2 separate regions of the Homo sapiens genome follow, and region 2 is linked to region 1. A link is an interaction called in ENCODE POLR2A ChIA-PET data of the cell type or tissue named here. Cell type or tissue: Caco-2. All regions are shown on one strand. Links, peaks and the distances in the headings refer to the core of each region. The heading gives the core; the rest is flanking DNA. Region 1 overlaps MYT1 (myelin transcription factor 1). Region 2 holds the start of LOC124904951.

The links. Peaks named below come from ENCODE experiments on the same cell type or tissue, not always from the same donor. Only the 100,000 strongest peaks of a DNase experiment are listed, where the experiment ranks them.
Region 2: POLR2A ChIA-PET joins it to region 1 with 5 read pairs; 1 of 35 experiments calls an interaction of 5 or more read pairs at or near these places.

Annotation. Positions count from the first base shown.
Region 1 is chr20:64,236,418-64,241,786 of GRCh38, reverse strand. It overlaps MYT1 (myelin transcription factor 1), which reads right to left. Exons shown (of 23, transcript NM_004535.3): 20 at 5,141-5,232; 21 at 4,397-4,500; 22 at 1,884-2,027; 23 at 1-1,467. The coding sequence ends at 1,339. Among named protein-coding and RNA genes, the nearest start is that of PCMTD2, 17 kb to the left of the region's middle. In Caco-2, for the core only: no CTCF peak of the experiment used is centred there; DNase peaks (open chromatin) are centred at 596, 1,376, 2,716 and 3,316.
Region 2 is chr20:63,913,612-63,918,980 of GRCh38, reverse strand. The region is part of intron 1 of DNAJC5 (DnaJ heat shock protein family (Hsp40) member C5); the gene reads right to left. LOC124904951 reads right to left here and starts at 1,222. Exons shown (of 1, transcript XM_047440634.1): 1 at 1-1,222. In Caco-2, for the core only: no CTCF peak of the experiment used is centred there; a DNase peak (open chromatin) is centred at 2,260.

The DNA of each region.
Region 1 (5,369 bases), core at 99-5,098:
ATAACTTGGTTGCATCAAAATTATAACTAGGAGTTATATCAAGATTTTTTGTGGCCTATATTATAGTCAAATAGTTATTTTTGCTTTGAATTCACTTTTTTCCCCTCTTAGGGTGCCCTGGTGTGGGGTCTAGTTGAAATAGTATAAAATTAATAAATAAAAATGTTAAATAAATAGCAAACGTTAACATAAGAGGCTGTGAATATAAATACTTACATCTTGACAAAATTAAATAATTTACAGAATAATTAAACTAACTACTTTTTAATTTTTTCCAGGAAGTGCAATTTCTCTATTTTTAAATACTAACTTGGAATTGCAGTCACAATTGACTTGGATTCTATTTACACGGTAGGGACATTGTGTTTTTAACACATTAAATTAAAATGTACCCTTTTTTCGCATATTGGATGGATCTAAAAGAAGTGAAACCTTTGTGGTCTCCTGTTAGGAATTTACCCTCTGACCTTGATGATGTCATTGCCACCTCCGTCACCATGGATGCAGAGGTCAAGCTCGGCCATGACCCGGAGAATGTGGCAGTGATGGGTCGGGGGCCTGGGTGGATGCACAGAAGCCAGAGTGGTCCCTAGACGTGGATCCCAGACCCAGGGTCTAAAGGCTGCAGCCCCAGTAGGGAGCTGTGACCCAAGGCCATACACATCTGCACAGCCTCAGCGCCAGCTGCCCCCAGACATTAGGCTGATTTTCAGGAGTCTCCCAGGTTAAAATTCCTTGACCTGACAGGGGCTGCGATGCTTGTCAACTGTCTGGAGTATCCTCTGGGAGGCCTATTCCTAACTTTCCCTCTAGAACAGAGCTTTGTTCCACCCTTAACACAAAACTGAATTAAATGAAAACAGAAAACGCACTTTCTTCATCGGCCCTCACTGAGCACAGACACGCTGCCCCAGGCGTGTCCTCCAGGCCAAGATGCCACTCACACCACCCACCCACCACGCTCACGGCTACCCTCCCAGCCTCGACAGACAAAGGAATACTGTGGTTGCAAACTCCAAAACTTCCCTGAGAACCTTGTCCATGAGCTTCCACTGGAGACTTTGAGCTGCTCTTCAGATTTCTTTCAGAAAACAAAAATAAATCACTTTGTAATTCTTCAGTGCCCCTATGCACACAGATAGGGCCACCACGGCCCCAAGCCTGGAGGGAGCCTCGTGGGAGCGGCCAATTTCCAGCCATCCCTTTGGATAAACCCGCCCGCGGCCACACCGGGCCCCAAACGGGAAGTCACTGTGAGTTGGGCATCCCCACGGTGCGGGGCAGGGCGAGGGAGGTAAACGGTGTGGTGGGCTGGGACACTTCTGGGTACCACACGGCCTAGACCTGGATGCCCCTCACAGCCTGCTTGATGCTCTCCAGGAGGTCCTTGTTCTCCGGGTCCTGGTTGGAGTACATGTCGGTGAGGGTGCTCACATAGGCATCGAAATTCTGTTCGCATATTGGCTCCTAGAGAACAGAACCAGGTTAGCAAGCTCCGTCCATGCAGTGGGCCCCACACCGCAGAGCCTGATGTGGGAGCATCAAACCTATGTCCCCACGTGACCTGAGACAAGCCCACACCAACCAGAGGCAGCACTGGGCGTTCCTCTCTGCAGCCATCCCAGCAGTAGCCTCTCTGCTCATGGAATCACCATTTTGCTTTGGATTCATTAGCTACTCTTTATGGCAGCTACTCATTATGGTGGCTAAACCCACCACAGCCAACAGCCCGGGCCATTCGGGGTGGAGAGAATCTCCACAAGGGCACAGGGCCCCTAGGGCAGGACCCAGAGGCAGAGGGGGTGGGAGATGCCCTGCCCTCCTGCTTTCCGAAGAGACCCTGGGGGGTAGCTGTGGTGCCGGCAGGCCCGCGTGCTGCCTACCATGTGCGGAAGGCGGATATTGGCGAGACTTTGGATGAGGGCCTGGCTCAGGCCGGACAGCTCCAGAAACAGGGCTTCATTCTGCTCCTCAATGAGCTTGTTCTCCTCCTCGATGTTCTTCAGGTTCTTCTCCATGGAGGAGATCTGTGCCAGAGAGAGATTCGAAGTGCCGCCTGCCCTTGGCCCCCATCCTCCTGGGGGTCCTCTCTGGGCTGCCTCTCACAACCCTCTGGGAGAATGCAGAACCCTGGGGTGGGGGAAGAGGCAGGGACCCTGCCTTCCTGTAGGGGGTTCTGCCACAGGTGAGGGGCTGGCAGAGGAGAGAAAGGCAAGGGCCCTCTGGAGACATGGGCTGACTCCAGGGAAGCCAGGAAGGGGGCTCGTGTGGCACGTCCCTCTGTGCCATGCTTTCTAGATGGAACTGAAACCCGCCGTGCAGGAGAAGTCCCCACTCCTGGTTTTCTGAGCCCCTCTGTCCTGAGGGGATGGGGTGGGAGCACAGACTTCACAGCGCCCTGTCTCAATCTCAGACTCCACCTGCTGTGGTCTTAGCTTCACCATGTTTCCTGCTTCTATCTGTAAGATGGAAATCACTGCACCCCCCCGTGGAGTGTCAGACTGCCTTTGGGTCTTCCCCTCACCAGAAATCCCCACAAAGAGCCTCCTCAGGGCCTCCCAAGCACGACTTCCCCAGGCCAACTACAGGCAAGTCTTCTCACTTCCCCACCATGGCGGTGAACCTGCCCAGGGTTGTGTTGGCCCTGAGGCCTTTGGTGTCCAGGAATAGCCCCCAGCCTGACTGCACATCTGCAGGGAGCCACGGGGGCAGAGGCTAAACTCACAGAAAGACAGTGTGGGTGACACACGAGGCAGGAGTGGGGAGCTCATTCCTGGGAGGCTGTGGATGGGGTCAAGCACGCTTCTTCTGCCACCTGGTGACAAGCATGTGGCTTTGAAAGGGTTGCATGGGGGATAGGGACCTGCCTTCCCTTTGCCTTTGCCCTTCCGCAGAGGGCACCAGTCACCAAACTCCCTCAGATGGACAGGGGTTTCTGAGTCCTTCCAAAGGGATGCTAGTAAAAGGTAATAATCTGTCTTTAAAAAGATTGGTTTTGGCAAATAAAAAGAAATCAGAGGTGCTACCCCAACGACACTGACACTGATGAAGGCCCTGGGGACTCTGAGAAGGGGAGGAGCAGGGAGCACAAAATGGACACCCACACAACAGTGCATCTCCACACTCAGAGACACCAGGAGGGGACGGGGATGGCTCCGCCGGGAGGGCCATCACTCCTTCTCTGTCGTCACTGCCTATGAACCTGGGGGGATGCAACATCGACATGTGCATGACAGCGAAAATCCTTCCTGATCCCTGTGGGGTGATGCTATTTTTATACAGGCTCTTGAGTAACAAGCGGTCAACGTGAGCCTGTTTGCCAGTAGAGACCAGAGCAGAGTCAACATGAGCCTGTTTGCCAGTAGAGACCAGAGCAGAGTCAACATGAGCCTGTTTGCCAGTAGAGACAAGAGCAGAGTAATGAGACACGTGGGGCTGGAGGATGTTACTCATTTTTTGCTGCCTTGGTGGAGGCCACCATCTCCCCATCTGTCCCTGCCCAGAGGGGCTCTGCCCAAATTCTCTGTGGGACCTGGTCACTTCCTTGTCCCTTTGTCCCTCTAGCTGTTAGGGGCACAGTTATGTCTCCCCCAGCACGGCTGCAGACTCCACTCAGCAGCCACAGGTGGGGCATGCTCTTATTTTCAAAATAAGATCTTTACTGCTTTTTTTTTTCTGATTACAAATGCTCATTTTAGGGAAATCAGGAAATATGACACAAACATTTAAAATAATTTGTAATCCTAACCCTCAGCAACAGCAGCTCTCATCGACGGCACTTACTCTGGATCAGGTGCTTATGCTGAATGTTTTCCTCATAGAAATGCGTTCATTGTACAATAACTGGCTGGAGTAGAATCCTATTCTTACCTCCATTTTATGGAGGAATTGACTGAGGAAGAGGCTGAAAGGTTTGTCAGGTCCCTCAGCTGTGACAAACATGTGGCTGTGCTGGGTGCTGGGAAGGAAACCCGGCTCCAGAGACCTGGCTCTACCGCACCACGCTCATGGACCACTGGTACTCACAAGACTGGTAATCCTAATGGGACCGCTGGTCTTGACAGGACTACTCATTCTAATGAGAGTAAGAGAAACAGTGCTGCTAATCTTAATGGGACTAGTATTATTAATAGTGTTATTAACACTAATGAGACCACAGCCCTGGCGGGACAACCAGCTCCGGCGGCCCACTGGCACTCACAGTGTGACTTCACGGACTCCGCATTGTGAGCGGCCAGCACGTCCTAAGTGTGCCTGTGTGCCAGCCACTGCGCTGTCCGTCAGCTCAGCCCTGACAGCAACCTTGATGAGTGCCGACGGATGCCTCACTGTCCCCAAGACGAATGTTTGGGTTGGGTGGGCAAAGAGCCCAGGAGCGGGGGGCGGCACCACCTACCTGGGACTGCAGCTGCACCATGGCAGCCTCCATCTCCGAGTTGGACTCGTTCAGGTCTCGGATCTCCTGGTTCAGCTGCTTGATCTCCTCATCATTCTCCAACACTGACCCAGAGAGAAACCTCAGTTGTGGCTTTGGGCCTCAGGCAGGCCTGGGCCAAAGTGCTGTGGGGAAGCCTGCTTTCTAGAACTGAAACCCCCTGTGCAGCAGAGGTCTCCCCTCCTGGTTTTCCGAGCTCATCTCTCTCTGGGGCTCATACCCCACATTATGCGCTGGAGAAATCTGTCTTGAAAATTGTGAGATGAGTGTTTATAGTTTGCCTTCCGAGCTGGCTGGCAGGTGGAAAGGCTTAAATCTCTTTGGGAGGTATTAAATGCTACATTAAAGATGGAAGTTTGTTCAGGCAATGCTGAATTTCCTCACCTAAGGGGGAATGAGCCACACCTCTCCACAAACTCACAGCACATGGGCTCCACTGGACTCTGATCCCAGTGGTCACCAAAGCCGCAGGTTACAGCAGGCATGACCTCCTCAGGGCCAGGGACCCCAGACACAGGTGTCAAGAGCTTCAGAGCCAAGGTCCGAAAGGCTGTCAGCTTAGGTGAAGGGATCTGCCTCTGCCGTGACTCATTCCAGGAGGGGCTTCATCTCCCTAACCTTCTTCCCACCAGCACAAAAGGTGCACAGCTCTCACTTACCCTGGCACCCAGCCATGAGCAGGGAAATCCAGGAAGCCATCCTTACCGTCGCTAGTCTTGAACTTTGGACTGAGGACCTCATCCCCTGACAGTTTTCCCTTCTTTCCAGCAAAGGTTGCTCTGGGACAGCCTGACAAACTGGAAGCAGAGGCCACATATCATTCACCAGCCCAGGGTCACCCACCACGACCATCCCAGGGTCACATACCACGGCCAGCCCAGGGTCACATACCACGGCCAGCCCCGGGTCACCCACCACGACCATCCCAGGGTCA
Region 2 (5,369 bases), core at 179-5,178, 320 kb after region 1:
ATCTTAAAAGGAAGTCTATTTTTGTTCTGTTTTAAATATTTTACTATGTATTATGTGAAATACAGAAAGAAATATATGGAACATATCAGCCGGGCGTGGTGGCTCACGCCTGTAATCCCAGCACTTTGGGAGGCCAAGGCGGGCGGGTCACAAGGTCAGGAGATCGAGACCATCCTGGCTAACACAGTGAAACCCCGTCTCTACAAAAATACAAAAACATTAGCCAGGCATGGTGGTGGGCGCCTGTAGTCCCAGCTACTCGGGAGGCTGAGGCGGAGAATGGTGTAAACCTGGGAGGTAGAGCTTGCCGTGAGCCGAGATCGCGCCACTGCACTCCAGCATGGGTGACAGAGCGAGACTCCGTCTCAAAAAAACAACAAAAAATATATGGAACATATAAATTATGACGCATAAACACCATGATCCCGTCTCTAATTTAAAAACTGGAAAATTATCAATAACTTGGAAGTTTCATTTTCCCCATATATACCTTAAATTCAATGCTATTCTCTTGCTTCTAAAAAATTACCTCATGTTTATCCCTAAACGCTAATTAGTTTTAATTTTTTGAGCTTAAAAATACGGCCTAGCACTGGATTTACTTTTCTGTAATCTGCTTTTTTTTTCCTTTGAGACAGGGTCTTGCTATGTTGCCCAGGCTGGCCTCAAACTCCCAGGCTGAAGTGATCTCCCACCTTCAGGCTCTGAGTAGCTGGGACTATAGGCACACAGCATCGTGCCTGGCTTGATCTGCTTCTGAAACGCCTACGTTCCTAAGATTCGTCTACACTGCAGATTGTAGCTACAATTCATTCATCTCCAGTGTGGTCACATTCTATTCTGTGAATAGACCACAACTGATCCATCCACTCTTGCACCGAAGGACATCTGGGCTGTTCTCAGCTTCTGTTACCACCAAGTTGCTTGGAACATTCCTGAGCAGCAGGCGCGGTGGGTGGCGAAGGGCGGACAGCGTGAAGCTGATGCAGCTACCGTGAGCAGCACAGACACTGGCAGGAGGAGTGGGCGACCGTCACAGCAACAAGCAACTGAGGCGTGAGAAGACAGGCAGTGCCCCCACTCCCTGGGAAATGCAAATTAAACCACAGAGCACTACTAGGTACACACCTATCAAAACTGCTTAAAAAATAATCCCAGAACTTTGGGAGGCCAAGGTGGGCAGATGGCTTGAGGTCAGGAGTTCAAGACCAGCCTGGTCAACATGGTGAAACCCTGTCTCTGCCAAAAAATACAAAAATTACCTCGGTGTGATGGCGCATGCCTGTAGTCCCAGCTACTCAGGAGGCTGAGGCAGGAAAATCGCTTGAATCCGGGAGGCAGAGGTTGCAGTGAGCCGAGATCGCGCCACTGCACTCCAGCCTGGGCGACAGAGCAAGACTCCATCTCAAAAAAAAATAATAATAATAAGGCTGGATGCAGTGGCTCATGCCTATAATCCCAGAACTTTGAGAGGCCAAGGTGGGCATGTCACTTGAGCTCAGGAGTTTGAGACCAGCCTGGACAACACAGCGAAACCCCATCTCTACAGAAAATACAAAAGTTCTGCATTTTTTGTATTGCACCTGCAGTCCCAGTTACTCGAGAGGCTGAGGCAAGAGAATCGCTTGAACCCAGGAGGCGGCGGCTGCAGTGAGCCAAGATCACACCATGTATTCCAGCCTGGGCAACAGAGTGAGACTCCATCTCGAAAAAAAGAAAAAAGCTAATTTTAAAAAAGTAATAGAAGCCAGGTGTTGTGGGAAGTCAGGGACCCTGAACAGATGGACCGGCTGGAGCTGTGGCAAAGGAACATAAATTGTGAAGATTTCATGGACATTTACCAGTTTCCAAATAATACTTTGATAATTTCTTAAGCCTGTCTTACTTTAATCTCTTAATCCTGTTATCTTCATAAACTGAGGATGTACATCACCTCAGGGCCACTATAATTGTGTTAACTGTACAAACTGTAAAACGTGCGTTTGAACAATATGAAATCAGTACACCTTGAAAAAGAACAGAATAATCGTGATTTTCAGGGAACAAGGGAAGACAACCATAAGGTCTGACTGCCTGTGTGGTCAGGCAAAATACAGCCATATTTTTCTTCTTGCAGAGAGCCTATAAGCGGACGTGCAAGTAGGGAAGATATCACTAAATTCTTTTCCTAGCAAGAATTAATACTCTGGGAAAGGAATGCATTCCTGGGGGGAGGTCTACAGAAGGCTGCTCTGGGAGTGCCTGTCTTATGTGGTTGAGATAAGGACTGAAATACGCCCTGGTCTCCTGCAGTACCCTCAGGCTTACTAGGATTGGGAAACCCCACCCTGGTAAATTTTTGGTCAGACTGGTTCTCTGCTCTGGAACCCTGTTTTCTGTTGTTTAAGATGTTTATCAAGACAATACATGCACCGCTGAACACAGACCCTTATCAGGAGTTCCACTTTTGCCCTTTGCCTTGTGATCTTTGTTCTCCTTTTTGCCCTTTGAAGCATGTGATCTTGTGACCTACTCCCTGTTCTTGCACCCCCTCCCCTTCTGAAATCCTTAATAAAACTTGCTTGTTTTGTGGCTCAGGCGGGCATCGCGGCCCTACCGATATGTGATGTCACCCGGGGGGCCCAGCTGTAAAATTCCTCTCTTTGTACTCTTTCTCTTTATTTCTCAGCTGGCCGACACTTATGGAAAATAGAAAGAACCTACATTGAAATATTGGGGGCGGGTTCCCCCGATAACCAGGCATGATGGCTCATGCCCGGAATCCTAGCACTTTTGGAGGCTGAGGAATGCAGATTGCTTGAGGCCAGGAGTTTGAGACCAGCCTGACCAACACGGCAAAACCCCATCTCTACTAAAAATACAAAAATTAGCCAGGCATAATTAGCCAGGCATGGTGGTGCACGCCTGTAATCCCAGCTACTTGGGAGGCTGAGGCAGGAAAATCGCTTGAACCCAGGAGGCAGAGGTTGCAGTGAGCCGAGATCGCACCACTGCCCTCCAGTCTGAGTGACAAAGCGAGACTCTGCCTCAAAATATTAATAATAATGACATGGGTTTGTATTTTATGTTCTGTGATTTCCTTTACTAGCTAGTCACTTTTGTTGTAGTTTACAAAAATATCATCAGTCTGTGACACTGGAAATTTTAAAAACTTAAACCTTGTCCTTCAGCACAAACAGTCGAGGAAGAATTCTTCTGGTGTATACCTAAGAGTGGAACTTCTGGGTGCCCAAGAATGGGCAGGCTCAGCCTGAGGCGGTGTGCCAACTGCTCTCTGAGGACTGCACCAGTGGCCACTGGAACTTAGGGCTCCCTGCCATTCCTGCAGCCTCAACAATGACTGGTACGGCCAGGCTCCCCAGTGCTTGCCTGGCCTGATAAGGGTAGGCGTCTCCAGCCTACCTTCAAGGCCGTTCTGTCTGTGGTGCCCAGTGGACATATCCAGGACACCGACCCTTCACTGGTTAAAAATGTTACAAGTATCTTCCAGTTCACAGTTCTTTTTTTACTTATTATGGTGTGTCTTTTGATGAGCACAAGCTTTTTTTTTTTTTTTTACCAATTGTAGTAAAAAACATATAACATTAAATTCAGCATCTGAACCGTTTAAATGCCCCAGTGTTCACTACACGCCCGTCGCTGAACAACAGCCCTCCTCCAAGTCACCTTTGAGGTCACAGAATATATTACAGCTTTCTGAATCTCTCAATCTGTTTTTCCCCTTTTTTGTTCAAGAAATCCTTCCTGACCCTAAGGTCCTATTCTATCTTCTGACACTTGTCACCCACAGGAATCTGCTTCATCAGGAGTTGGCCTGGGCTTGGCAAGAGATACGGACCAGCTCCTATCTGCCTGAGGCCCACCCAGTGCCCCAGGTCCCAGGAGCATCCATGGAGCAGCCCGTCTCTCCCTGGGACCCACAGGTGCCTCTGGCTTACTGCAAACCTCCACGCAGGAGGCCTATCAGGGGCTCTCCATTTTGCTCCATTTTGAGCGTTCTTTATTTAAAAACCTCTGAAATTATCTGAGGCCATTTCCAAAACTTTTACAAAAGCTACACACTCTGGCCGGGCGTGGTGGTTCACACCTGTAATCCCAACATTTTGGTAGGCCGAGGAGGGCAGATCACCTGAGGTCAGGAGTTTGAGACCAGCCTGGGCAACACAGTGAAACCCCATCTCTGCTAAAAATACAGAAATTAGCAGGGCGTGGTGGCAGGTGCCTGTAATCCCAGCTACTCAGCAGGCTGAAGCAGAAGAATCGTTTGAACTAGGGAGGTGGAGGCTGCAGTGAGCCAAGATCACGCCACCACACTCCAGCCTGGGCGACAGAGCGAGACTCCATCTACCAAAAAAAAAAAAAAAGGCCGGGCACGGTGGTTCATGCCTGTAATCCCAGCACTTTGGGAGGCCGAGGCGGGTGGATCACGAGGTCAGGAGATCGAGACCATCCTGGGTAACGTCGTGAAACCCCGTCTCTACAAAAAATACCAAAAAAAATTAGCCAGGTATGGTGGTAGGCGCCTGTAGTCCCAGCGACTCGGAAGACTGAGGCGGGAGAATCGCGTGAACCCAGGAGGGGGAGCTTGCAGTGAGCGGAGATCGCGCCACTACACTCCAGCCTGGGCAACAGAGCAAGACTCCGTCTCAAAAAAGCTAAAAATTCTTTGGCATTTCTAACCACATCATAGATAATAGTACTTAAAATAATATTTCAACATAAGCATTCCATTATGAAGCCCAGAAGGGTTTTAACAACAATTACAAGGTAAACCCTGTGGGTCACAGCACCTCCACGGTTCTGAGTTCTGGGCTGTAAGGACTGAAGTCTGGGCGCCACTTTCACCAAGAGACAGAAGCAGGCGTCAGGGCTGCTCTAAGGTACTCGGCCAACGGTGAGCGTCCCGGCTTCTCACTACTGCCTCGCTCTCTCCCCAGCCTCCTGTGGTCCCCCCAAGATGGTGGCTGGGCAGGTGGCCTCAAGAGACACTGCCTGAGGGGTGGGAGGATGGAGTGCTCAGAGAGAGACATTCCAGGCCACAAAGATCACACATCCTGCAATGGACGGTCTGAATATACAGATGCTAAGAAGGTGGCTGTTAGGGCCTGGCGCGGTGGCTCACGCCTGCAATCCCAGCACTTTGGGAGGCCAAGGTGGGCGGATCCCCTGAGGTCAGGAGTTTGAGACCAGGTGGTCAACATGGTGAAACCCTATCTGTACTAAAAATACAAAATTAGCTGGGCGTGGTCGTAGGTGCCCGCAATCCCTACTGTAAGCTACTTGGGAGGCTGAGGCAGGAGAATCACTTGAACCCAGGAGGTGGAGGTTGCAGTGAGCCAAGATGGCACCACTGCACTCCAGCTTGGGCA